Regions from separate parts of the Homo sapiens genome. Here region 1 is linked to region 2. A link is a contact called in ENCODE Hi-C or POLR2A ChIA-PET data. All regions are on one chromosome and are shown on one strand. The core of a region is the stretch at or near the end of the contact, and the rest is flanking DNA. Distances in the headings are between cores, read along the strand shown. Region 1 has its middle 15 kb from the start of CXCR3. Region 2 holds the start of NONO (non-POU domain containing octamer binding).

What was found. A loop is a pair of places that touch in the nucleus more often than their neighbours do. ChIA-PET counts read pairs that join two places held with the same protein, here RNA polymerase II (POLR2A). Pooled maps may share reads with other maps.
Region 1: a pooled map shows a loop between it and region 2 (4-fold over the local background). The contact joins the enhancer-like site here to the promoter of NONO in region 2. A Hi-C loop is called at or near these places in 2 of 37 single-sample maps with no recorded cell type and 11 of 50 pooled maps. POLR2A ChIA-PET finds 5 or more read pairs at or near these places in 2 of 52 experiments (OCI-LY7 and activated naive CD8-positive, alpha-beta T cell).

Annotation. Positions count from the first base shown.
Region 1 is chrX:71,631,323-71,635,875 of GRCh38, forward strand. No RefSeq gene overlaps it. Among named protein-coding and RNA genes, the nearest start is that of CXCR3, 15 kb to the left of the region's middle. Within about 2 kb of position 3,274, at least 3 of the 41 ENCODE cell types and tissues checked have a DNase peak (open chromatin) inside an H3K27ac peak, as active enhancers do.
Region 2 is chrX:71,281,128-71,285,635 of GRCh38, forward strand. It overlaps NONO (non-POU domain containing octamer binding), which reads left to right and starts at 2,508. Exons shown (of 12, transcript NM_007363.5): 1 at 2,508-2,594; 2 at 3,270-3,326.

The DNA of each region.
Region 1 (4,553 bases), core at 2,024-4,523, 350 kb after region 2:
AGATCACCTGAGGTCAGGAGTTCGAGACCAGCCTGGTCAACATGGCGAAACGCTGTCTCTACTAAAAGTACAAAAATTAGCTGGGCATGGTGGTGGGCACCTGTAATCCCAGCTACCCGGGAAGCTGAGGCAGGAGAATTGCTTGAACCCAGGAGGCAGAGGTCGTAGTGAGCCGAGATCGTGCCACTGCACTGTAGCCTGGGGGACAGAGGGAGACTCCGTCTCAAAAAAATAAATAAATAAACAAATAAAATAAATAAAAATAAAAATGGGCAACCAGCAGCCCTTGGGGCTGCTCTGCTTATCGAGTAGCCATTCTTTTATTCCTTTACTTTCCTAATATGCTTTCACTCTACTCTATGGACTCACCTTGAATTCTTTCTTGCATAAGATCCAAGAACCCTCTCTTGGGGTCTGGATTGGGACCCCTTTCCGGTAACAAAACTTCATCTCTACAAAAAATACAAAAAATCAACCAGATGTGGTGATGTGAGCCTGTAGTCCCAGCTACTCAGGAAGCTGAAGCGGGAGGATCACCTGAGCCTGGGAGGCAGAGGTTGCAAAGAGCCGTGATGGCACCACTGCACCCCAGCCTAGGCAACAGAGTGAGATTGCCTCAAAATAAATAAATAAATAAATATTCAACAAATAATTCTTTATTTGAATGAGTTAGAAAATGAATAAATGGTCTCATGCATAAAGGTCTTGCACACATACAATCTGCGGTGCTGGGAGCTTGGTTCGTGGCGGCTGGCTAAGGTGTGACCTATTGCAGGGTGTGTTCTGTGGAGCACTTGTCTGGGGCCTGTATTTGGAAAACAATGCCCATTAGCATAGGAAAGTTTTCAGGACATTCTGCTATAGACAGAATCACCAAACTCATTTGGTCACTGTAATAGCTTCCTGAGGCTGCCGTAACAAATCACCCCAAACTGGGTGGCTTAAAATAACAGAAATTTATTATCTCAAAGTTCTGAAGGCTGGAAGTCCAAAATCAAGGTGTCAGCAGGGCCATGCTCCCTCCAGAAGCTCTAGGGGAGAATCCATTCTTCACCTCTTGTAGCATCTGGCAGCTGCTGGCTGGCATTCCTGGGTTTGTGAGATCATCACTCCAGGTTCTACCTTCATCTTCATGGGGGCTCTCCTTCTTCCGGGTGTCTGCTCTTTGTCTCTCTTTTATAAGGACACACTTGTGTGTGAGGGCATTTAAGTCCCATCCAGATAATCCAGGATAGTCTCCTCATGGCCAAGTATTTAACTTCATTACATCTGTAAAGACCCTTTTCCCTAAATAAAGCAGCATTCACAGGTTTCAGGGGTTAGGACCAGACTTATCTTTGGGAGCCATTATCAGCCAACCACAGTCACTAACTACTGTGTTTTTCCCAGCTCCCCTGGTCTCTCTACAGAATATATTCTGAGGAATGTTGATTTGAGGAAAACAGGCTTTTAGAAAGAATGGGGTGGAGATGGGAAGGGAGTACAGGAAGAAACAATTTCTCGGAAATTTCAAAGAATGCTACACTTGTCAGACCCTCCTCAAGATGGGAGAGATGAGGCTGGATATTGACCAAGTGCTGCTGCTGATTCTTTTTGTGTGTCAGGGACTAGGACCCACAGCGCACAAAGACATGGAGAGGTAATTATGCCTGATAGAGAGCAATGAGGACCCCGTGCTTCTCGTTTAATTAGGCCAGGGAGAGTGTCTGGCTCTGGGTGGTTTTCAAGAGCTCTCCAGGTAATTGTAATGCACATCAAGAGTGGAAAGCCACTAGACCATAGTGCTGAGGCAATGAGAATTTCAAAACAGCTGTTTAATATCATCTTTAAGAGTAGTAACAAGTTTCATAACGTTGACATCAATGATTAACCCTCTTGACCTTCTCGGTGAGATAATAATGAATGTGAAAGGTCCAGGAGCACTGGCTGTGCTGGGGAGAAAGTCTCAGCAAGCATGAGGGGCAGTGAAAAGCACAAGAGAAAAAGGGTCCCTGGAGCCGCTGATGTTCCACAGCCTTGGCCCCTACATGGAGACTACAGGACCAGGGGCGGCGGAGACGTAGAGGACTAGCAAGAGCTGCCAGGAGTTGCCTGGAGGAAAGAGATGTTTTTCATTGTTGTTGTTTGTTAGTTTCTGTTTTTGTTTTTTTAAAAGGGAAGCCCCTGGTTTAGGCCCAGTGGTCAGTGTCTACTCCCTTCTGCCCCAGGGGGATTGGGATAACCCTGTCATGACTGCTGAGGCTGGAGGCGAGGGACTGCAGTATCTCTCCTCTGGCTCTCTGCAAGAGAAGTTGACCTTTAGGATGGGCCAGTGCTTTTGGTGCCAAAGTATTAAATGTACATGTGAGGTTCAAGCTAACTGGTATGAGGCCTCATGAAGGATTTACTTCCACCCTTTTGAGGTTGGCACTTCCATAAAGGAATGCTCCTTTCTTTCTCTAGTGGGTCCTGTGCAGGGCCTAGCTCCCTCAGCCTCCCAGCTCCCTGGGGAGAGAAACAAGGCAGATTTTTTTTTCTCACTTTTTATTGTGAGGCTGGGGCCAGAGTCTGCGTTGCACATGTTTGTGTCTGAAATGAGGAAAGCTCAGGCCCTGCCTCTCGTGGCCACATGAGTGAAGAGGCTGACTAGGAGACAGAGAATCTGGTAAGACCCAGAGCCCGGTGTGGTGGCACACGCCTGTAGTCCCAGGTACTCGGGAGGCTGAGACGGGAGGATCACTTGAGCCCAGGAATTTGAGACCAGCCAGGGCAACACAGTGGGAGCCCATCTTTATAAGAAAAAAAAATTTAAATTAGCCAGGTGTGGTGGTGTGTGCTTGTAGTCTCAGCTACTTGGGAGGCTGAGGCAGGAGAATCACTTGAGCCCAGGAGTTCGAAACTATAGCGAGCCATGATTGTGCCGCTGTACTCTAGCCTGGGTGACAGACTGAGACCCTGGTTCTTAAAAAAAAAAAGACCCAGATTTGTCAGGCCAAGCCAGACTAGGCTATGCTGTGAAACAAAAAGTACCAAACCTCAGAGCGTTAATCAAACAGAACTTTATTTTTTATTCACATTAAATGTACAACACAGGTTAGCGAAGGCTTGGCTTACTGTAGTCATCCAGGGACCCAGGCGCTGACAGTGGCCCCATCTTGGCACATTCTTTCATGCTCACTGCAGCAGTGGGATGAGAACGAGATGAATTGTACACTGTGTCTTAAAGCTTCATTGGCAAAGGCAAGCCACATGTCCACACCTAACTCTAAAGAGATTCCCTGGGACGTGCAATCCCGCCACAGGCCTGGAAGGAGGACCTATTTGTAGATCCAGCAGCTGTCAACACTCATCTCTAGTCAAGACTTGGCTTTTACATGGCTTAGAGGGAAAGGGGAGACATGGATTTCTACAAGCCCACGAGGCCAGGGCCAGAGGCAGACCATGTGTCCTAACCCCATCCTCCACCACCCTAAGGTGTGGGAGAAAACAGGATACCAGCCATGCTCAGGGCTACCTTCAAGCCCCAGAATGGAAACAGTTACACTGAAAATCATAAGAAGAAATTAAAAACCATGATTTCCTTTTGTAGCTTGTATTTATTTCCTACTGCTGCTATAAAAAATTATGACAAATTTAGTGGCTTCAAACAATACAAATTTATTACCTTATAGTTCTAGAAGTCAGAAGTCTGAGATGCGGGCTGGGTGCAGTGGCTCAAGCCTGTAATCCCAGCACTTTGGGAGGCTGAGGCGGGCGGATCACCTGAGGTCAGAAGTTCGAGACCAGCCTGGCCAACATGGTGAAACAAATAATATTTTTAGTCTCTACTAAAAATAAAAATAAAAAATTAGCCAGGCGTGGTGGCATGCACCTGTAGTCCCAGTTACTGGGGAGGCTGAGGCAGGAGAATTGCTTGAACCCAGGACGCGGAGGTTGCAGTGAGCCAAGATCCTGCCATTGCACTCTAGCCTGGGTGACAAGAGTGAAAATCTGACTCAAAAAAAAAAAAAAAAAAAGCCTGAGATGCGTCTCACTGGACTAAAATCAAAGTGTTGGCAGGCTTGGTGTTTCTTCTAGAGGCTCTAGGGAAGAGTCTATTTCCTTGCGTTTTCCAACTTCTGGATGCCTTGGCCCATGGCCCCTTCCCCCATCTTAAAACCTGGTAACGTCAGGCCAAGTCCTTCTCACACTGCCATCTGTCTGGTTCGTTCATTCTGCCTCCCTCTTCTACTTATAGGGATGCTGAGATTACACTGGGCCTACCTGGATAATCCAAGAGAATATCCCTGTCACAAGTGTGCTGATTGGCAACCTTAATTTTATCTGCAATCTTCATTCCCCTTCGACATGTAATCTCACACACACACAGGTTCTGGGTTAGGATGTGGATGTAGATATCTTTGGTAGTTGGGGAATTATTCTGCCTACCACAGAGGCCTAGGAAGAAAAGGGTCGTTATCCTAGGAGGAAAAGTGGCAATGTCCCCTGGGAGATTTCCTGTGAAAACATGATGTTGGGCTACACCCCCCACTTAAGTATTTTAAGCTTGGTTTTTTCTTTTTGTGGAGACCGGG
Region 2 (4,508 bases), core at 1,258-3,757:
AATGGCGTGAACCCGGGAGGCGGAGCTTGCAGTGAGCTGAGATCGCGCCACTGCACTCCAGCCTGGGCGACAGAGCAAGACTCTGTCTCAAAAAAAAAAAATTGGCTGGGCATAGGCACGGTGGCAGGCACCTGTAATCCCAGCTACTCGGGAACTGAGGCAGGAGAATCGCTTGAACCTGGGAGGCAGAGGCTGCAGCGAGCCGAGATCACACCACTGCACTCCAGTCTGGGCGACAGAGCGAGACTCCGTCCCGCCGCCAAAAAAAAAGTGGTCCTCCACTGGGTGCCCTGGCTCATGCCTGTAATCCCAGCACTTTGCCAAGTGGAGGCGGGATTCCTTACACCCAGGAGTTTAAGACCAGTTTGGGCAATATGGTGAAACCCTGTCTCTACAAAACATACAAACCCACCGTGGGCGTAGTTGTGCACTCCTGTAGTCCCAGCTACTGAGGAAGCTGAGGTGGGAGAATCGCTAGAACCTGAAAGGCAGAGGTTGCAGTGAGCTGTGTTTGTGCCACTGCACTCCAGCCTGGGTGACAGAGCAAGACTGTCTCTAAGTAAATAAATATAAACAGTACATACATAGAAAATAGAAACGCAAGAAAGTGGTCATAATTGCTATCTCTAGAGAATGAATGGGGGGGAGACTTTTTTTTTGAGACGGAGTCTCACTCATTGCCCAGGCTGGAGTGCAGTGGCGCAATCTTGGCTCACTGCTAGCTCCGCCTCCTGGGTTCACACCGTTCTCCTGCCTCAGCCTCCCGAGTAGCTGGGACTACAGGCACCCGCCACCACGCCGGCTAATTTTTTTTTTGTATTTTTAGTAGAGACGGGGTTTCACCATGTTAGCTAGGATGGTCTCGATCTCCTAACCTCGTGATCCTCCCGCCTCGGCCTCCCAAAGTGCTAGGATTACAGGCGTGAGCCACCACACCCGGCCAAGACTTTTCTCTTTATACTGTTGGGTATTGTTTGATTTTTCTTTTTTTTTCTATGAGTAAGTATTAGTTTTCTTCTTCTTCTTTTTAATTGAGACGGGGTCTCACTCTGTCACGCAGGCTGGAGTGCAGTGGCGCGATCTCCACTCATTGCAGCCTCTGCTTCCCGAGCTCAAGCTATCCTCCCACCTTAACCTTAACCTCCTGAGTAGGTGGGACTACAGGGACACTCCACCACGACAGGCTAATTTTTGCTTTTTTTCGGAGATGGAGTTTCGCCATGTTACCCAGGCTGGTCTCGAACTCCTAGGCTTAAGCGATCCTCCCGTCTCGGCCTCTCAAAGTACTGGGATTATAGGCATGAGCACTGCACCTAGCCGGAATTAAAAATTCAGGTTCTCAGTTGCATTAGTCATATTTCAATGGCCACTTATAGTTAGTAGCTGCCATATTGAACACAGCAGACATAGGACCTTTCCATCATTGCACACAGTTCTATTGAACAGCCCAAGTCTAGATCATTGTGTCCCCACATAAGGTGGTGCCCATTGGGATACCCTGCAACCCTGAGTGTGAATTAATTAATGGGAATTAACAACACATACTTATCAATTGATCCTTGTAGTCCTTGGTTAACCACGGGGGCGGGGCGAGTTAGGCATTACTGAAACAATGAAGGTTAGTTACTGATAGGCCTCCTATGGAATATACAGTCTGATCTAGAGGCCTACAATATATCCATGGCAATGATGACACCTGTTGAATCTCTCAGTAAATCATAGGAACAATAGTGATGTTTGGACTGCTAGGTTTTCTGGTTACCATGGAAATGAGGGTGCTGGTTACAATTCTGTGTAATCACGCAGAGCCTAAGGTATGATGCACCCCCTCCTCCCCCACCCCGTCTGTAACCATGACCAAAGAGTTGACTATTTCAGTTGCGTTTCCCGAGTAGCCCCAGCAACAGGAGAAGCATCTAGAAATATGATTAAGTATGGGGTGTCAGGATGCAAGCCCTAACAAGGAAGTGTGAAAAAAGAAACATGGCGGGGCATTTTTTTCAGTAGGAAAAGGCCAAATCTATTCCATTGAATACAATGACATTGTTACTCTTGCTTCTTGCACAGGCGCAGTGCAGGACTGCTCCGAGCACGCCTACGCGCGCATTTTCTCCCCTTCCTCTCCCTCTTTCCACTTTCCTCTCCCTTTTTCTCCTCTCCTTTCCCCCTCCCACCACTTGGTCTTTCAGTCTTTCAGTCAGTTCGTTTAGGTCTCTCCTTCCGACCCCCACCCCCAGCTCCTCTCCCTTTCCTTTTCCCCCTCCCCCTTTCCTTTCCCGTCTCACGCGCCAGGCCGCTTGCACATGCGCATTAGGTACAAAGCCTCGCTCTTTGTCCCCATCTGTCGTTCACACGAACTCAAGCCTTTGGCATTCGGCAGCCAATAGAATCTAAGAAATGGCGGAAAAATGATTCCGCCTCGGGAGCTAAACCTTGATTGGCAGTTTAGCTAACCAATCGAGAACGCCATTTTGTACCCCTTGGCAGGCACCGAGCTCCGTCGTCTCGTTTCCGGCGGTCGCGCGCTCTTTTCTCGGGACGGGAGAGGCCGTGTAGCGTCGCCGTTACTCCGAGGAGATACCAGTCGGTAGAGGGTGAGTTTTGGGACGTCTTGGTTCTTGTTTGGGAGGGTAGTGGGATTTCTTGGAACAATCAGCGAAGGAAGAGGCTAGGGCGAAGCTAGGTTTGGAGGGTGGATGGCGCTTCCGAGGCCCCTTGAGGCCTTGTCTCTGCCGCCACACTGCCTTCTCAGCCCACCCGCGGGGGGCCACCTTTCTCAACTCGCTTCGCTTCGGGCTTTCCCCATTTTCGTTCCTGCCCTGTTTCTTTGTGCAACTCATCTCCGAATCTTACCCGTGTCAGTAAGTTGCCGGCCTCTGAGCCGCCCTGGGCCCGACGGTGTGGGGTCTATTATGAGAGATCGCTGAAGTCGTGGTTGGTTAGAGGAGGAGGCGCTTTGTCGGGCGCTCCTCCTCTCGGCCCCGCGAGGCCATTAATTCAGAATGGGCAAGTGGGGCCCCTCAAGCGATATTTCTTTGTCAAAACTCTTAGCTGGAAAGTTCCTCTGCATATCCAGAGCCCGCCGCTTTCGTAGTCAGATTTCTGTATGCCCTTTTTCTAAAGTCCTAACCGCCTAGCTCCTTGACGCATTTATATAGCATCACTTTTTAAAATGAAACTTAAATTTATGGATTTCGCATCGAGTATTTTATTTTCCAGTTTGAGAAACTCTTACCATAACCTGACACGTTTCTTTGTGTTTTTAACAGAGAAGTCGAGGTTAGAGGGAACTGGGAGGCACTTTGCTGTCTGCAATCGAAGTTGAGGTAGGTGTAAGGAAGGGATAGGGTTGCCAGACAAAACACCGGGCACCCAGTTGAATTAGAATTTCACCTACACAACCAATTATTTTTAAGTATATGTTGCATAGTTTTCAATTAAATTTCAAATTTAATTGTGGGTTGTGTATTTTATTTGCTAAATCTGGCAACTCTAGTGGGGGGGCCCTGGTTATATTTATACTGTGTCCTTGTCCACCTTCCTTGTTATTAAATGAAAAGTCCTAAGAAACTCTTAGAGAAGGACCTTAGTTCATTTTACAGCTTTCAGGCTGGCCATCCAGGCAGCCATCTCAGTCTTGTAAATTTATACCAGATTTAGATTTCAGATATGTGTGATGTAGTGTTTGGTCCTCTACCTAAACATTTGTTTAACTGTAGCATGCCCAGTGGTTAGAGTCTTTCTCAACCAGCAATACGTGTTTTCTCTCAAAATTCTTCATCAGGATTATTAGTCTCAGGGACACAAGTAGACAGTAATCTTTGCTGCTGATCTTCGTGCTGTGTTCTCTTTTCAGAGGCCCAGTATTTAGGCGACAGTGAATTTATTACTCTGAAGAGGGTTCTGCACATATTTCCAAATTATATTGGTGGTCATCAGAAGTAGGTGATAGGAAGAAATACTTCTCAAGGTACTTGCTACTTGGTGGGCACTGTTATAGGTGCTTTATTATGATAGTCTTCACTAGTGCATTCCATCCTGGGCCTCTCCGGGGCCAGGGGAAGAGAGATGTTTAACACCTGGAACCCAAGTAGGAAAAGATTTGATTCTGATGCCCACCTTGCCCCATCCCCAACTATTTCCAGGGTGGACTTTAGATTTTGTATGTTTTAACTTCCTGCTTTTATATCTTATTTTTTAAAACACTATTTTCTTTTTTTGTTGTTTTTTTTTAAAGGTATCTCATTTGCCATGAAACTGCTACACCTGCTCATGGCGTTTAAAATCCTTACAACTTTTTGAGAAAACGACGTTGCACTATGTGGCAAGAGTCACAGGATAGATTCTATTTTTAAGAATTTATCCTATGGAAATAATTAAATGGAAATAAAGCTGAAAGCCAGAAGACATTTACTGCAGCGTTATAATAGGAAAAGCCAAAAACAACCACCTAAATGTCTTATAGTAGGGAGTAGTTTAGTAAAGTAGTACATCCTGGTGAACTTTAT